2 separate regions of the Homo sapiens genome follow, and region 2 is linked to region 1. Evidence: read pairs that join two places in POLR2A ChIA-PET (ENCODE). Cell type or tissue: K562. All regions are shown on one strand. Links, peaks and the distances in the headings refer to the core of each region. The heading gives the core; the rest is flanking DNA. Region 1 holds the start of TTYH1 (tweety family member 1). Region 2 overlaps LILRA1 (leukocyte immunoglobulin like receptor A1).

Region 1 (11,391 bases), core at 4,588-8,587:
ATCACCAACATCACCACCACCATCACCACCACCACCACCATCACCAACATCATCACCATCACCACCATCATCACCACCACCATCACCACCATCACCACCACCACCATCGCCACCACCATCACCATCACCAACATCATCACCACCATCACCATCATCACCACCGTCACCACCATCACCACCACCATCATCATCATAATTATCATCATGACATGTCAACATAATCATGTCTTCACCATCATCATCATCATCACCATCACCATCATCAACACCACCACCACCATCATCATCACCATCACCACCATCACCATCATCATGACATCATATCACCAACATAATCACCACCATCATCGTCATCACCACCACCTCCGCTACCACCAGCATTCCTCTTTTCCCTAGCCCTTTCTTGCCAATCTGGAGCAAAATATGGAAATGGGTTAAGTGGAGAACTAATCTCCCTTTCTTCCACTCATCCCAATTCCCACAAGAGAGGCCACGTGTGTGGTTTCCAGATGGCAAAGTCTCACCCTGCCCTACAGCAAGAGGGGACCCCTGGGGCCAGATTCCTGAGCACCTAGTTTTGGCTGCAATAGTGACAGTCTGGGTGATGATGTCAGGGTGGCCAGGTCCCCTCCCAGGGTTGGCACTTCCCCATCTATCGGTGTGGCATCGGAGGATTCCAGTGAGATGTAACATGGGGAGTGGCTGGAAAAATACTCTGTAACTGTATGGCGAATGCCAAGGGGCAGGGGTCCTTGTATACACCGAAGTAATCCCGAGTCAGTTTACAGGATGGGAAGGGCCCCTATATAGATGACCAGGGTCCTTATGCAGGTAGAAGGGGTCCTTATGCAGCATGAAGGCTTGCTACACAGGCGTGTGGATTTTTCCATACATTCTGGAGTAGCCTCTACACATAGGAGTGTTTGTGCTTAGAAGCTGTGTCCTTATGCAGGCTAGGAATAAAAGTGGGACGGAGATTTTACACAAATACGGGCATCTTTTACAGGTGGGAGCACTTTCGTACACAGAGGACTTCTTATCCATGGAATTGGCCGTTCTTTGTAAAACGCTCTGTACTTACTAGCAACCTTTACACAGACATGAAGTTTCTCCATAAGGATAAAGGGATCATTATGTTTTAGGTGAAATAACAGTATGAGTGGCCTCGTATGGACAAGGAGGGCTGATTTCAATCGCGATGCAAGCCAGCTGTCCGGATGCCGCCGACGCCAGCAGCGCGGTACCTGCGCGGGCAGCAGGTGGGAGCCGCGACCGGGGTGGGGCGCGGAGCGCTGGGGGCCTCCCGACTCCCGCAGTCCCCGCCGCGACCACCAGGGGCAGCACCGTCCCCGCCCGGCCCGCGCCTCCCTCCCCCCAATCTCCGCCCCCCACCCCCTGCCTCCCCCCCGCTCCCGCTCCCCTGAGCCCAGCCAGACCCCGCGCCGCCCGCGCCCCGCTCGACTCCGGAGGCTCCCGCAGCCCCGGCGTCCGCCCCGCTGCCCCCTCCCCCGGGGGCCATGGGGGCGCCCCCGGGCTACCGGCCCTCAGCTTGGGTGCATCTCCTCCACCAGCTGCCCCGCGCCGACTTCCAGCTCCGCCCGGTGCCCAGCGTTTTCGCGCCCCAAGAGCAGGAATACCAGCAGGTGGGACCGGGCGCCAGGGCCTGGGGGCCAGGGCTGGGGGCCGGAGCTCCTGGGTCCCGAGGGAGAAGGGGGCTGGGTCACAGATTTCCTGAGCTCCGCCGGAGGCTGGGGGCCGGCCCGGACTTTGGGGTTTCGGAGGGAGGAGGAGCCTGGGGGCGCCCATGCCTGGAGGTTCTCCTGGGACGCGCGCTGGGGGTCCAGACCTCGAGCTCTCTAAATAAGGGAAGGCTGGGGACCTGCACCCCTGAGTTCATGGAGAGGAGGGGAGGGGGGCCCGGATTCCCGGGTGTCTGATACCTGCCTGGGAAGCCGGCCTCCAGGGTCATCGGGAGGGTAGGTCTACTCTTCCTGCCCTAAAAGATGACCCTGCCCCACAGGATCAGAGCAGGTGAATATGTCCCAGATAAGGTGGGACCCAGGAGACAGCGGACCTGATAACGGTGGCGGGGAAAACGCTGGCTGCTGCGGTGCTGGGATGGGATTGAGAGTCTGAAATGGGGAAGGGGGCTTCAGGGGCTGAGGACCAGGGCTGGAAAATGAAGGGGCTCTGGGAGAGGAAGCTTCTTGCCCGTCCCAAGAAAGAAGGGGTGGTCAGGGCGCTGCAGGGGTGAGGGCCGAGATGAGGCTGGGTTTGGGGAGCCTCGGGATGACAGACCCGGGTCCCGAGGGTGGGGCCGGTGTGGGAACCTCACAGAAGCCGGTGTCCCTGGGGAAGGGGCCCGGCTCGGGGCAGCTCCAATGGGCGAAAGAGCTGTCCCCTGACCCAGTTTAATTCAAGTCCTTGACTTCGAGATTAATGAGGAGAAAGGCTTGGCTGAGCTGGGGACGGGTGGGGGTGCTGGGAGTCCCGATGTGGCCCCAGGACGGGTCCTGGCCCTGCTGATGGGGCCTGAGCCCCTGGGCTCCGTCTTGGGTTGCTCCTGGGAGAAGGGGGCTGGGATTGGAGAGCTCAGGGGGCGTGGAGGGGGTCCCAGAAAAGCGCGGAGGGGATGAGTGCTGTGTTCTGAGCTATTTGGGTCACGGCTGGCACAGCCCTGAGCAGCTCTTCCCCGCCTGCTCCTCGCCGCCCCCTCTCCCCACACACGGGGACCGCCGTCCCCTCGCCCACAGCCTCGCGGTTACACAACGGCCACCTCCAACAACGCCGCTCCACCGGCTCCGGCCTCGGCCCAGACTCACGCCCGCTCTGGCCCGGAGACCTCCCGAAGCCGCACGCGGGGATCCGCGGCCCCAGTCACCGCCAGAGGCACGGGTTTGGGGGAGCCTCACTCCGCCCCCACGGTCGGGGGTCAGGGTCAGGGTGGCAGGGATGCGCGGGCAGAGCCCCACAGCCGAGGAGGGCAAGGGGGACCCCTGCAGGGACGCGACCACCGTGGGTACAGCTGCAGACACAGCCAGGGCCTCAGGGACACTGGCCCGGGGGAGGCACACAGCCACACGCACACACTCACTGGCATATGCACAGCACACACACACGTCCACTTACTCCCATTACACACTCACATGCACACACATATGCACAGGCACACCCAGACACGCCCACTTATTCCAACACACTCACATGCACACACATATGCACAGGCACACTCAGACACACCCACTTACTCCCATTACACACTCACATGCACACTCACATGCACACACTCAGACACGCCCACTTACTTTCATTACACACATGCACACACACATATGCACAGGTACACACACACGCCCACCTACTCTCATTACACACTCACATATGCACACACACATACCCATTTACTACTCCCGCTATGCACTCACACCCACATACAACACACGCATATAGACACATGCATACACTCACATGGATATACCCACTTACACATACACAATCACACATATGCACACGCACATTGCGCACAGTGACTCACAACACACACATACACATGTATAAGCATTTACTCCCATATACAAGCACACACTGCACTTATATATATATGCTTACACACTCATGCATGCACCGTCACATACACGTTTATACTCCCATACACACACACACGTACATTCCATTCACATCTACACACACATGCACACACATATTGACTATAGCATTCATGTGCACACACACACTCACATGCAGTCACGCATCCACACACACACTCATCCACACTGTTACACACACACAACCGGACCCACTCACAGGCCCAAGGAACTGTGCCCAGAACACACAAATGCCCACAGATGTTCTCATTTGCAGACAGCAGTGCACCCAGGAGACACACTCAGGTGCCCCCTCATCTCATGGAGACAGCCCAAAGATAAAAACATCCAGTCTCAACCAGAAACACAAACACTGCACACACTTGGGACACACACACACACACACACTGTGCCACTGTGTGTGTGTATGTGTGTGGACAAAGGCAGAAACACCGTGGTTTAGGGGAAACAGCCTTGGCAAGTCCAGAGGTGTGACTCTGATCCCAATGTTGTCCCTCCATGCTCCGGGGCTCAGTGCAAACCCCCTGGGCCACTGTGGGCCTCTGGGACCGCACAGGTCAGCTGTGAAATCCCCGCCACGTGGAGAGCCCTGTTATTCTGCAAGGCTCTGCCCACCGCAGAACGTTTCCGCGGCCTGCCTGTCTTCCGGGCCTTGGCTCTCTCCGCCTCTCTGTCCTTGTGTGTCTCTCCCGTCTCCATAGTGTTCTCACGCTCTCTCTCCCTTACTCTGCTCTTCCTCTCTGATTTGATCCCTTTTGCTCTCTGCCTTTTTCTGACTCATGCCCGAACCTTGTCTTATCTTTGTCTCTTTTTTTGGTTGTGTCTTTCTGCCTGTGCCTCCCTCCATCTCTCTCTCTCTCTCTTTCTGTTCTGTCTTCACTCTTCCAGTTTCCATTTCTGAGTCTTGCATACACACACACACACACGTTGCCACACAGCCCCTCGTCCCGTCCCTGGGTGACAAGCTCAGGCGCTGTGGGGTGTAGCGCTCAGCAGCAGGGGAGACAGTGAGCAGGGAGGAGAGGGGGAGGAAGCACGCCTCCCCCAGCCTGGCCCGAGGCACCAGGAACAGGTGCCCCCACACCCCCACCCGCCCCCTGATCCCACACGATTGTGGAGGGGCCTTGGCAGGTCCTTGGGAAAACCTCCATTCCAACTGCTGGCTGCAGAGAGAAGGAAACCCAGGCTCGGAGAAGGGGCGGTTCCTGCTAAAGATTGCACAGCCAATGGAGGGCAGAGCAGAATTGGGACCCAAGGCTTGGGGCCCCCAGTTGGAAGCTCCCTCCAGCAAGCTGGCCCTGACACCTGGAGCCCCAGCTGCCAGCCTGGGAGGGGCTGGGACCCAATCTCCCCCAAGATTAGGCCAGGGATGTCTCCCACCTTCACTCTGACATCCCAGACCCCGACCCCCCAGCCACGCAGGAAGGGGGATCTGAGTGTGGAACACACGGGTGCCCTCGGAGGTCTGATGTCACCCCCTTCCCCAGGCCTTGTTGCTGGTGGCGGCCTTGGCGGGCCTGGGCTTGGGCCTGAGCCTCATTTTCATCGCTGTCTACCTCATCCGCTTCTGCTGCTGCCGGCCCCCCGAGCCCCCCGGGTCCAAGATCCCCTCGCCCGGGGGAGGCTGCGTCACCTGGAGCTGCATTGTCGCCCTTCTCGCCGGCTGGTAATGGGGCCCCAGGGTGGGTGGGCGGTGGGGACAGGGCTCCCCAAGCTCTTTGCTGGCCTTCCTGGGGGTGTCCTCCGGGGACATGGAGGAAGCAGACAGGAAGGAGGAAACTCCCTCGTCCCTGTCCCTGCCATTTGCAAGCCCACTTCAGCGCACAGCAGGAAGGACTGTCCCATTTGATGGATGGAGAAAGTGAGGCTCTGGAGAGGAAGTGAATCAAGGGCAGCCATCTGGTGAGAAGGCGCAGGGGCAGTCAGATGGCCTGGTTTTGGTGGCTCTCCCATTGAATAGCTGTGTGACCTAAGGGAGTGATAGTCTCCCTGGGCCTCAATTTCCACATCTGTAAACTGGGCATTATCATCTCGCCCACCTCCTGCGGGGGTAAGATGGAGAGAAAGCACAGTGTCTGACTTGCAGCTACTCTCAGCCAACATTAACTGGTGATGTCTGTCATTCCGTCATTCACCAGCTCATTCATTCGACAACTGTTTATTGAGTATTTACTATGTGCCAGATACTGACCAAGCCAGGCAAGGAGCCCCTCGTGCAGCTTATGTTCTAATCAGGGAGACGGACGATAAATAGATATAATCACCCTCCAAGAGCACCTCATCTGTGCCCAGACCTGAGCTGGTCTAATTCCTTCTCACAATAATGCTGCTGGATTCAGGGGTGTCAGGCCCAGTTTCCAAAGAGGAAGGCTCAGGGACAGAGGGGAGGTCACCTTTCAAGGCCACGTGGCTTAAGAGGCAGCACAGAGATTCAGACCCAGGTTAGTAGGACCCCCTCACACCCCTCAAAGCGAGCTTAGGGGGCTTCCAATGTGAACACACCAGCTACCAAGAACGAGCTCTGAGCACAGCCCCCTCCCCGGCAGGGCAGCACCCACAGGTTGCAGACAGCAATCCTCTTCCACAGACGGGGGGTCCCAGAGGGCCAGACGCCTGCCCCGGACCCACAGCGGGCAAGGGGAGGGACCTGTAGGGGTGGCCTGTATTCAGGACGCTTCCTCCTCCGGCTCTCTGGCGTGGGGGGAGACAGGGGAGGTGGACAAAGGCCCAGTGGGGGAGAGACACGGCCCCAGCCCCCGCAGCCTGGGAACAAGAGGAGCTTTGTAGGACTCTGAACAATGGGGCGGGGACACTGGGCGTCCGACCCGAGGGATGGGGGTGGAGGCCCAGCCGGGGCTGGGAACCGGGAGGGTGTCAGGCTCCCGCCCCCTCCACTGCGGGACACCGGCCGGGGGCGGGGACGGGAGGGGTCTGGGGCCCCACATTCAGGTCCCACAATGGAGCTCTGTGTGTCGGTAGGGTGGGGGCGGGGGCACGGCTTCTCGCCCATCCTCCAGCCTCCCTCCCACATTCCCTTACTTCCCTCCCAGCTGGCCCGACGCTTGGGTCCCGGGTGGGGGAAGGCCGAGAGCTCCAGGCTCAGCGTCCCCCCAGGAGATGGTGGCAGCTGCCCCCCTTGTACCCTTAGGAACCCCCAGGAGGTGGGGGCGGAGAACGTCTCAGCACTGAAGGGTTGGCACTGCAGGCCCCAAGGACCCTAGGGCACCCTAGGACAGGTGCCAGGAGGGCTGCCTGCCTGGCAAAGGATGCGGGGGAAGGGTGTGGGGCAGGCAGTCCTAGGGAGGGGAAGACGGCCCATCCCGGAGCTGGGTGTGACTGGGGTTCTGCTCCAGGGAGGTGCGAGTTAAATCGGGGGCTCCCTCCCCCCCACCACTCCACCCACCATTAACATCACAATGACGTCCCTCCGCTGGGGGAGTGAGGCCTTCCCGTTCCCTTGGCAACCGACGGGGGCCAGGCTGAAGTCGCCCTTTTCCCACGGGCTGGCCCAATGAGGTGGGGCTGAGATGGGAGGGGTGGATAAGAAGGCGAGGTGGAGGGGATGGGGTGGGAGGGGACGGTGGCCCCCGGGGTCCTGGGACCCGCTGAGATTCCTCTCCCTCCTCCTCCGCTCAGCACTGGCATTGGCATCGGTTTCTATGGCAACAGTGAGACCAGTGATGGGGTGTCCCAGCTCAGCTCTGCGCTGCTGCACGCCAACCACACACTCAGCACCATTGACCACCTGGTGAGGGGCCAGCAACCAGTGGGACCCCAGACCCACACCTGGACGGGCTCCCCACACCCAAGGACAAAGGGATCCAAACTCAGAGCTAAGACCCCAGGCTTGAAGCTTAGGAACCCAGATTCAGAACTTCATCCTGAGACCCACAGACCTCAGACTATCCACCCAACCCCCGACCCTGGCTGCAAATTGAGGACCTCACACACAGGCCCAGCCCTGGACCTTACCTGGAACCCCCAAGCCACACAGAAACCAAGCACCAGCGACACCAGCCCCTGTCCACGGGCCAGATCCAGGGCCCCAGACCTGATTCTTGGCCCGTAAGCAAGCTCAGGGACCCCCGCCCTGAGGCCCAGGTCCCCGACTTGAGGCTTCAGCTCCGACATCAGCTCCAGGATTCTGGGCCCTGGGGCTGAGGCCTGGCCCCACTTCATGCCTTAGATTCCATGTCCAGCTGCAGACTCTAGACCATGGGACCCAGACTTGAGACCCCAGATTCTGGAAGGCAGATGAAAACTTCAGACCTAAAGCTCCACACTTAATCTCAGTCCTGGGGCTGGACTTACTACCCTGGGCTCAAGCTACCAACCATCCAGAGCTCTGGATAGAGGCCACAGAACTCCATGAACTTGATCTTGAAGCCCCTCCCCAATCCCTTCCCTTACTCAATCCTCAGATGTCCCAGACTCCAGATCTCAGACACCCGCTACTATGCACCCCTCCTTCACTTCTAAAACCCCATGCCTCGACCGCGGGCTCCCCCCAGGATGTCCTTCCAGACCTCAGCCCCTGTCCTATCCCCAGGTGTTGGAGACGGTGGAGAGGCTGGGCGAGGCGGTGAGGACAGAGCTGACCACCCTGGAGGAGGTGCTCGAGCCGCGCACGGAGCTGGTGGCTGCCGCCCGAGGGGCTCGACGGCAGGCGGAGGCTGCGGCCCAGCAGCTGCAGGGGCTGGCCTTCTGGCAGGGAGTGCCCCTGAGCCCCCTGCAGGTGGCTGAAAATGTGTCCTTTGTGGAGGAGTACAGGTGAGACGCTGCTCTTCTTGCTCTCTGTGCCGGCAGCTCTCAGGCGGAGTCCCCGGGGGGACAGTTGGCAATGCCTGGAGGCAGTTTTGGTTGTGACAGCTGGGGAGTGTGTGCGCACTGCTGGCATCCAATGGGTAGAGCCCAGGAACTGTTCAACACCCTGCAATGCACAAGAACCCCCTCCCCACCCATTGGCAGGGAATGATCCAGCCACCATGACAATTATGACGAGGCTGGCCAGGCGCGGTGGCTCAGGCCTGTAATCCCAGCACTTTTAGGAGGCCAAGGTGGGTGGATCACCTGAGGTCAGGAGTTTGAGACCAGCCTGGCCAACGTGGAGAAACCCCGTCTCTACCAAAAATACAAAAATTAGCTGGGCGTGGCGGCAGATGTCTGTAATGCCAGCTACTCAGGAGGCTGAGGCAGGAGAATCCCTTGAACCCGGGAAATGGAGGTTGCAGTGAGCCGAGATTTCACCATTGCACTCCAGCCTGGGCGATAGAGTGAGACTCCATCTCAAAAAAAAAAAAAAAAAAAAAAAGATGAGGTTGAGAAACCTACTGTGGAGGGACAGATCACCAGACCCCATGGCCATCCTGACACCCATGTCCTCACCCATTCACTCACTCACCCCCTCCACGTCACTCCACTCACTTATTCACACATGCGTTCATTCCTTGACTCACTCATTCAGCAAGTCACTCTTGGACTCAGTTACTCCTGGACTAACCCAGCAGGCCACTCACTCAGTCGTTCATCCGTGTGACATGTGTATTTGTTCAGCACTATTTTTTTTTTTTTTTTTGAGATGGAGTCTCACTCTGTCGCCCAGGCTAGAGTGCAGCGGTGCGATCTCGACTCACTGCAACCTCCGCCTCCTGGATTCAAGCGATTCTCCTGCCGCAGCCTCCCAAGTAGCTGGCATTACAGGCAGGCGCCACCACGCCCGGCTAATTTTTGTATTTTTAGTAGAAACGGGGTTTCACCATGTTAGCCAGGCTGGTCTCAAACTCCTGACCTTGTGATCTGCCCGCCTTGGCCTCTCAAAGTGTTGTTCAGCACTATTTATTTAGCACCCTCTGGTGAAAGAGGCAGCGTACCTACAGATCAGGAACCTGAGCTCGAAAGCCAGCCAGCCCCACCCTAACCACGCGGCTGCAATCAAGTTACTTTGCAGACCTCTGCCTTGGTTTCCCCATCTGTGAAATGGGAATCGGGGCAGCGTCCCCCTTGTTGAATTGGTTCGAGTTGTTGAGTTGGCATCTGAGTGCTGAGAAGGACGATTAGCACAGGGAGAGCACCGCAGAGATATGAAGTGTAGTCACCCCGGTGGCGGGCCGGGCAGTGAGCAAGTGGCAGAAATCCCTGCCACGTGGCTGCGTCCTCCGGGGGGAACCAGCAAGGGACAAACGCAGAGAAAAACATTGTAAGGTGTTGGGCCATGAGAACTTTGGAGAAAATTACAGAGGGGACCAGGCACGGTGGTTCACGCCTGTAATCCCAGCACTTTGGGAAGCCGAGGCAGGCGGATCACGAGGTCAAGAGATCGAGACCATCCTGGCTAACACGGTGAAATCCCGTCGCTACTAAAAATACAAAAATTAGCCGGGCGTGGTGGTGGGCGCCTGTAGTCCCAGCTACTTGGGAGGCTGAGACAGGAGAATCGCTTGAACCCAGGAAGTGGAGCTTGCAGTGAGCAGAGATCGTGCCACTGCACTCCAGCCTGGGTGACGGAGCGAGAATCCGTCTTAAAAAAAAAAAAAGAAAATTATAGAGGGAGATGAGGTGGGACAGAGTCTGGCAGTTCATCAGGGGGACTGAGAAGGTGGCATTTGGAGGAGAGGAGGCAGTGAGCTGTGCAGTGTCCAGGCAGCCACCCTTCCCAGCGGCCACCATGACGGTGTCCTCATTGCTTTGACCATTAGTAATCATTCATTCATTCATTCATTTATCCGACGTCAGCTGGAGGCCCTGCCCGCGGGGCATGCGCTGAGATTTGGGAGGCCTTCCGGGATGCTGCGCTCCAGCGGGGAAGGCCGACTGGGGCTGAAAAAGCTGGAGGTCAGGACACACCCGCAGGGCAGCAGGTGCAAGAGACAGACAGGCCTGGGTTTGAAGAAGTCCAGGTTCTGCATTGTGGTCAGGCCCAGGGGCTGCACAAGCCGGGCCTCAGCTCCTTCTCCTGGGCGAGGGCAGGGAAGTGGTGGGAGCCATAAGGGTGATGCCAGGGTGAGGCAGACCCACCATCACTAGAAAATATCTTCCGGGTGCACCACTGCGAAAGCACCCCACACTTGGGAGTCCCTCGACAGACAAATCAGGGGCCTCCAAGGGAGTCTTGCTGGAGGGGAGCACTTGCGAGGCTGGGCGGAAGCAGCCAGAGACCAGGGTAAGGAGTGAAGCCCAAGCTTGTGGGGCCTGCAGAGAATGGCAGGAGGATTAACTGAGCACTTACTACGTGCCGGGCACTGTGCTGTTGTTACGGCGGGTCCTTGCTCCCGGAGCTCCCAAGATCGTGGTGGCCACTTCCAAGAGGGCAGCAAGCCTCGTGTTCTCTGACCTGGGGTTCTTGGCCTCACGGATTCCAAGGAATGGAATCCTGGGCCCTGCGGTGAGTGTTTTAGCTCTATTAGAAGCCGTGGGTCACGGAAGAGAACCGTGGAACCCAGCGACCAGTGTTCAGCTCGATCAGGATGAACCCAGGCAGTTAGCTGTGCAGGAACAATGGCGAGCCTCTAGCCCGATTGGGAGCGGCAATGGGTGTCTCCCTGGATCACGAGCACAGTGGACACCCTGCCGGATCCGGAGGGTGGAAGTCAGCGGCGGGTCTGCGACGGCGGCAAACAGCAGTGGTGGACGGCGAGCGAAAGCTCAGCTCAAGCCGTAACAGACACGGACCAGAAGAGTGTGCAGTTTCAAGTTTTAATAGAGTGAAAACAGAGTTCCCATACAACGGGAGGGGACCCAAAGTGGGTAGCCGTTGCTGGCTGGAATGCCTGGGTTTCTATCCAGATCA
Region 2 (7,189 bases), core at 3,190-7,189, 180 kb after region 1:
TTCAATGGATCTCCTCTAATTTACTAATACAATTTGTATAAACCGTAAGACAATGGGAAATTTTACTTCTTTATTTCTAAATTATGTGCCAATATTTCTCACTTTAAATGTCAATATATATGTTACTACATCTTAAATAAATATCTGAAGTTTTACATATATACATATTTATGTGTGGTTAAGTAAGATACTTTTGAATATGTGTGTAAGTATATCCAAATTCATTTGATGTATATTCATGCATATGCTTAATATATTTGATGCGGTAGGTGTTTACATGTTTGTTCCTGGTCTAGATTCACCTAGATTCACACTTCATAAAAACAAATACTGATTTATGAACCTTGAGTGACATCTCCATTTAGCATATATATATATATGTTTGTATGTGTGTGTGAATGTGGGAAACTGTATTGCATTCTAGGTGTTACTGCCTATATGAGGAATTAGTTAACTAGAGATTAAATGGAAGATGAAACCCCAGGTGAACTGGCTGAGGCTGTGTGAAGAAGAAGCACCCCCAGACTTTCACCCCTTTGTGCTTCTGACACTGGGGAGCCCCTGCAGACCAACCTCCCATGCATGGAGCCTGGGTCCTCCGCTGGTGGATAAGTGAAACTCTCATCTCTGGGGGAATTGGCTCATGTGCTCCTGTGTCCCTGGCTGCACAGACAGCGCACAGGGCTCAGTGACTTCTGTATTCCTTTGCAGATCCTGAGCTCCCAGAGTGCAGGAAAACGCCCTCCCCAAATGCCTCAGGAGTAACATTCGAATTTCTAGAATGCAAGAAATCTGAAATAATTCAATAAGGACACTGGAGGGAACCCTGCTACACAGGAAGGGTTTATTGAGGAACTCCCTAGAACTCATGTCAGAAGACATAGGGGAAGATAAGAATGCAGAGCCCAGGGGAGAGGCTGGCTCAGGGCTCTTCCCCTCTGTTTTTATTCTCAGGAGCAGCTAACACCCTCAGCCCATCACAAAACAAGACTGGTGAGTGAGGAGATGCTCTCGTTTACGGTGCTGGGCACAAGGGTTGGGTCCTGTCAAGGGTAAGGAGGTGCTCTGGGTGGACATCCAGAGGTCCTGGGTGAAGTTGATCTGCCCTGACCTCTGTGACCTCTTTGCCCACCATCCCCAGCCTCACACCCCCAGGATTACACAGTGGAGAATCTCATCCGCATGGGCATAGCTGGCTTGGTCCTGGTGGTCCTCGGGATTCTGCTATTTGAGGCTCAGCACAGCCAGAGAAGCCTCTGAGATGCAGCCGGGAGGTGAACAGCAGAGAGAAGAATGTACCCTTCAGAGTGGTGGAGCCTTGGGAACAGATCTGATGATGCCAGGAGGTTCCGGGAGACAATTTAGGGCTGATGCTATCTGGACTGTCTGCCAATCATTTTTAGAGGGAGGAATCAGTGTTGGATTGCAGAGACATTTTCTGGAGTGATCCATGAAGGACCATTAACCTGTGATACCTTTCCTCTCTATTAATGTTGACTTCCCTTGGTTGGATCCTCTTCTTTCCCCACCCCCAGACAGACATGAGGCTACATCCCACATGGCAGCGTTGGGTCCACACCTCTGCACATCTGTGTGCTCTGGTCCATGGTGTGTAACACAGTCTTCTTTATTACTCATTGCCATACTCCCTGGTGTGCTTTACTGAGCCTCCATCTCTTCAATTCAGAGTTCCAAACGTGCTTCAGTAACTAAATCAATGGGAGAGTATCGGATTTCAACCAGGAAAAGATAAATCCACCCTGATGCCCTGACACCCTCTCTGAACCCTACGAGCCCTTCCCTCCTTCTCACATGCTACCTGTGCAGCTTCTCCTTAGATCATTGTGTAACCATCACTGCCATCCTGTTCCACACATGGTCATCACCCTACACCCATTCAGCAGCCACTCCCCATTCCCTCTTCCCTCCAGCACCTGCTAACCACAAATGTGCTTTCTGTCTCTACGGATTTGCCTATTCTGTCTGAAAACATTTCAATCTCCTTTGACCTGTGAGCTCCTCACTTCGAGACTTCCTGCCTTTCCAGGCAGAACCAAAGTACACCACGTCAAAAGCAATGATAGGCATTTGCAGTGTGTTGGTGATCCACGAAAGGAAAATCACGGAAGCAGGATAGAAATCCAGCTGCAGACAAGACCTCAGGTCGATGAATCTTGACAAGCAGTTGAGCTGTTTTTTTCTACTCACCTAGGACAGTCAGGCAGAAGTATGCAAAATGACTGGGGCTGATTCTTTTCTGAATTGTCGCAAACAGCAAGAGGACTTGAGTCCTAGCATTAAAGAGTTCAACATGTCTAGGTCCAAGACCACTGTTGTGTTTGAAGGATGTAAAACCCTGCTGCATAGGATGGAATATTTGGAGGGAGGATCCTGAAAAACATGAGGGATCAAATAGTCCTCAACTTTCTAGGACAAAGGGAGCAGCTATTTGCCATCTACCCTCCAGAATAAAGAAATCTTATCATTCACCATCTACCCTCTAGAATAAAGAAATCTTATCATTCGCCATCTACCCTGTAGAATAAAGAAATCTTATCATTCACCGTCTACCCTCTAGAGTAAACAAATCTTATCATTCACCATCTACCCTCTAGAATAAAGAAATCTTATCATTCGCCATCTACCCTCTAGAATAAAGAAATCTTATCATTCACCGTCTACCCTCTAGAGTAAACAAATCTTATCATTCGCCATCTACCCTCTAGAATAGAGAAATCTTATCATTCATCATCTACCCTCCAGAATAAAGAAATGTTATCATTTGCCATCTACCCTCTAGAATAAAGAAATCTTATTAAGGACATTTTCAAAGCCTTAACAGAATATGAATGATTACAATATTATGTTTTACCTATACAGCATCTTCCAAGTTCTAGTTTGGTTGTGCCAGGCCAAACATTTGAGCCAGATTTCGGCAAGATCAAGCAGGAGACTCTGGCGTCTGTCGCTGATTACCTTCCCGCCATACCTGGCCACCAGCCTTTCCCATGGACCCCACGTGTGTCTCCAGACTCTTGGGTATGAATCCTGTGAACACACTGACCTCTGCTTTCTACATGACTGACAAGCACTATGAAATTTGCATAAATATGAATAGAAAATATACTGTCCCCACATCCCCTAAAATAAAACTGAGTCCTCACCCATGGGCTTTTGCTGGATTATACTAAGAAAAGGCAGGTCTTACAACACACATTCCATAGACTCACATCTCAGAGAAGATTCCTTCCACAGGCTCAGGGTCCTGAACACACTGCTCCACTCTCAGGGCTCGGAGACACTCTGCAGGTGGGTCTTCACCCCATCCGGGAGCCCTAATTCCTTCTTCCTCGGTTTTTCATACAGTGATTTTTCCCAGTACTGCTGTCTACTTTCCTCTGCCAGAAATTCCTTGCTGGATCCATGGCAATCTCCTCAGGACTCCTATTTCATAAAATGGAAATGGAATTCTTCATATGCCTTAAAAAGTAAAATAATTATCCAAACAATATAAAATACAAACACCCATCTAGCAAAATATTTCTTAGTACATCATGAATTCAAATATATATCGTACAAAATGACTGAGGATTTTATTAATTTTGAGCAATATTGAGGTTTTCTCATAATATCTTTTTATTGTTAACTTCAAACTAAATAACAATCATGTCTGGGAATAAAATGTATAAGATAGTCATTTAGAAAAATTTGGAGATTTTTCCTTCCTTGTCCAGTAAATACTTAACATTTTACGTGCAATGTATGTCATAAATATGGGCATTCCCCCCTTTGAGGTATGTGTTCATTAATATACACACATATATATACTCACACACACATATATACTGTACAGTGGCATCTACACATACTATATATCCACATATAATGTATTTGTATGCAATATGTAAATATATACACACATAACACCTAGAGTAAGTGTATGTATACAATATATCAGAATATATATGTGAATTCTTTTTCCATACAAACTGTGTAACATTTCTTTACACATCTACACACATATATACCGTGTGTGTATACATATAGTGCTTATGTACATAATAGGTAAATATATACACAAATTAACATATATATGTATACATACATAGAATTTGTTTTTCTATATACAAACCCTATAACATATGTAACTAGAGAGTTTTACCATATGTATGTAATTCAGATTGAACATTAAGTTGTATACTCATTCATTTTTTTTCTTAACCTCTCAGTTCTTGATAAATATTTCTTTGAATCACCAAATATATACAAATTTATGTTGTATATATTTCAATAACCCATGGTTAGATGAATGAAAGTTTACAATTATTTTATCATTTTTTATACCGTCTCTCTCTCTTTTTTTTTTTTTTAACACAGATGAGTCTCACTATGTTGCCCAGGCTGGTCTTGAACTCCTGGGCTCAAGTGATCTTCCCACCTCAGTCTCCCAAAGTGCTGGGTTACAGGTGTGAGCCACCGTACCCAGCACTTAATACCTTCATTAAAACATAAAACTTCACTATTTTCAAAAAAGTTTTGTATTATGTTACATTTTGTGGACTATTAATGTTTCTAATAGATAATTTTAACAGCATGTCTTTCTTCCCTTACTGATTTTAAATTATGATTTTATATTAGATGATACTATTGTGTCTCATGCCTAATGTGTTATTGGGGGTGTTGGGCTATTTAACTCATCCTGAGTAGGGGAATCACTCTTTAACATACGGGGTAAAAAATGAATAATTTAGAATAATTTCATGAATTTAGTTAAGTATTCGATTATATATTTTTGAATGAAGATTCATTTATCCTTGTCCTTTAGAAAAGACATGTACTCTTATATGTGTGTGTAGTTACATTCGTGTGTGTGCGTGCATGCAATTTTCAAATACTTGCCTGTTTCCCACTTTTCATCACCGGCATCTCACATCCTACATTTTGGATTCATTGATCTATCTGGATAACATCATTTAAAATTGCTTTCACTGAGTATGAAAACAGTAATATCTAGTAACTTGCAGCTCAGATAATGCTTTATTTTTCCTCCCACTTTCTCTATCAAAATAGATGAAAACATTTCTATATTAATTAAAGGGTAAGATATAACACCTGGAAGAGAAAGCACATCTGATGATTGAGGGATCCACCCTCCAATCCCTCCTCAGCCCTCATGCAGGGGAAGCCCAACCTAATGGGCTTCACAGGTCTGTCTTGCTCTGAGCCTTTTTCTGCTTAGGAATTGGTCCCCTGCTGACCCCTTTAACTTTTAGGTATTAACCTGAGTAAGCATAGAGTTCCTCACTTGCTGTTAATCCCTTGAGAGTACATTTTCAACATTTCCTTGCCTTTCATTTTTCTGTTGGGAAGTCCGATCCCAGTGATCATGCTATTCTACTGACATGTTGAGTTGAAAATCACAGGACACAAAAATGTGTTTTAAACTATACAATTTATGCTAGACAATTTCAGTCTAGCATATATACTTTTTAATCTACTTCTGGTATTTTTCAATTTATCATGGTAGGTCAAGGTTTACATTGCATGTTTAAATGTATGCATCTTAGCACTTAATTAGTCTTTCCTCGTCTCTGTCAAATGTTCAACTCTTTAATTCGTGAGCTGTTGCCAGACATTATTCTCCCTTCTTTCCTTCTGACACGTACAATAGATATGAGGTTCTCCCTCCTCACAATATTCCCCCAAATATGGTGAATTTTCACTTTTGGTGTCTCCATAGTGCATTCTGGAAAATTCTCCCAATTTTGTTTTCCAATTTAATAAATGTCTCTTTAGCTGTATCTTGACCTTGATAGAATAAATATTTTGAGTGTGCTTCTTCAACTGAATTTTTGCCTCTAGGATTTCTAACTCATTTCTCTGATGCTCATTTTTTGCCAGTATAATCCATATTCTTGTCTCAGAAATTTAATTTCCTCTTGTATTTTTTTCAGATATTTAAACATGTTTAATTGAAAAAGGGTCTTATGCGTTCCTAGTATTCTATTTCTTTGCACATAATAATCCTTATCAACAAATGTGTAGACTGATGATCATAGCACTTTTTATCATTAGAAGGATGGCTCTTGGTTGTCTATTTTTGTTGGACACTCACCTCCTACACTCCTGAGCTACCATGGAGGGATCCTCTCAAGGCAGTTTTTAGTAATCCAGGACTGAAAATGGGGGACTGTTCCAGCTACTGATGACACGTGGCATTCATTTCCCAAACATAGTGTCTGCTCAGGTTGCTCCCAGAAGGAAAAAAATGCATGTGAAATTCACACTCATGGCCGGGCACGGTGGCTTATGCTTGTAATCTCAGCACTTTGGGAGGTCGAAGTGGGCAGACCACTTGAGGCCAGGAGTTCAAGACCAGCCTGGCCAACATGACAAAACCCCGTCTCTACTAAAAATGCAAAAAAATTAGCCAGGCCTGGTAGTGGGCACCTGTAATCACAGCTACTCAGAAGGCTGAAGCAGGAGAATCACTTGGTCATGAGAATCAGGCAGGAGAATCACTTGGGAGGTGGAGGTTACAGTGAGTGGAGATCATGCCACTGCACTCTAGCCTGGGCAACAAGAGCAAAACTCCATCTCAAAAAAAAAAAAAAAACTCATACCCACACATGATACAGATACCCACATGTAAGAACTCTGCAGTGAATGAATTTGTTTCACACACACCCAGGGGAGTTGGCTCAGTGGTGGCCATGGGCCTGGGTCGGTAAATAGACATATTCCATCACAGCTTTCAGCCTTGCCCAGAGCCCTGGCCCTTCTCTGCCTGTGAGGACCCAGGGCCCCTTTTCTGTTCTGCACAGAAATGGAAACTTCCTCCCTAATGACCCCTAATGGCACCAGACACAGATGCCCTCTCTGTTTCGTGTGTATCCTTCTCCTTCTGATGAACTTTCATTTCTCATTTTCTGGACATGACTGTGATAACCGGGGTGTTGATGAAATATTATGAGAAGCATCTCTCAAGGGCAGGAACAAAGGGGCTCTCCTTAGTGGAAACATCAATCTCAGGCCTTGATGGTGGGCGCCAGCATCCCCTCATGCCCCCACCCCTCCTGTCTTCACCTGCTCTGGAAATTACCCATGGCTGAGCCCCCTGCAGCCCCCAGGCTCCAATGACCCAGCTCCCCTGTGATAAATGGGGTTCATGACAGGCTCCAAATGAGGA

Evidence for each region. ChIA-PET counts read pairs that join two places held together with the same protein. Peaks named below come from ENCODE experiments on the same cell type or tissue, not always from the same donor. Only the 100,000 strongest peaks of a DNase experiment are listed, where the experiment ranks them.
Region 2: POLR2A ChIA-PET joins it to region 1 with 5 read pairs; 2 of 35 experiments call an interaction of 5 or more read pairs at or near these places.

What each region holds. Positions count from the first base shown.
Region 1 is chr19:54,414,036-54,425,426 of GRCh38, forward strand. TTYH1 (tweety family member 1) reads left to right here and starts at 1,429. Exons shown (of 14, transcript NM_020659.4): 1 at 1,429-1,643; 2 at 5,093-5,271; 3 at 7,242-7,353; 4 at 8,155-8,375. The coding sequence starts at 1,518. LOC124904770 (LIM domain-containing protein A-like) reads left to right here and starts at 3,067. Exons shown (of 1, transcript XM_047439797.1): 1 at 3,067-4,682. The coding sequence starts at 3,101. The coding sequence ends at 4,306. RefSeq lists an enhancer at 8,150-8,950. In K562, for the core only: no CTCF peak of the experiment used is centred there; a DNase peak (open chromatin) is centred at 7,026; H3K27me3 peaks cover 3,057 bases.
Region 2 is chr19:54,599,558-54,606,746 of GRCh38, forward strand. LILRA1 (leukocyte immunoglobulin like receptor A1) reads left to right here. Exons shown (of 10, transcript NM_006863.4): 9 at 955-993; 10 at 1,142-2,824. The coding sequence ends at 1,260. Among named protein-coding and RNA genes, the nearest start is that of LILRA1, 9.5 kb to the left of the region's middle. In K562, for the core only: no CTCF peak of the experiment used is centred there; no DNase peak of the experiment used is centred there; H3K27me3 peaks cover 304 bases.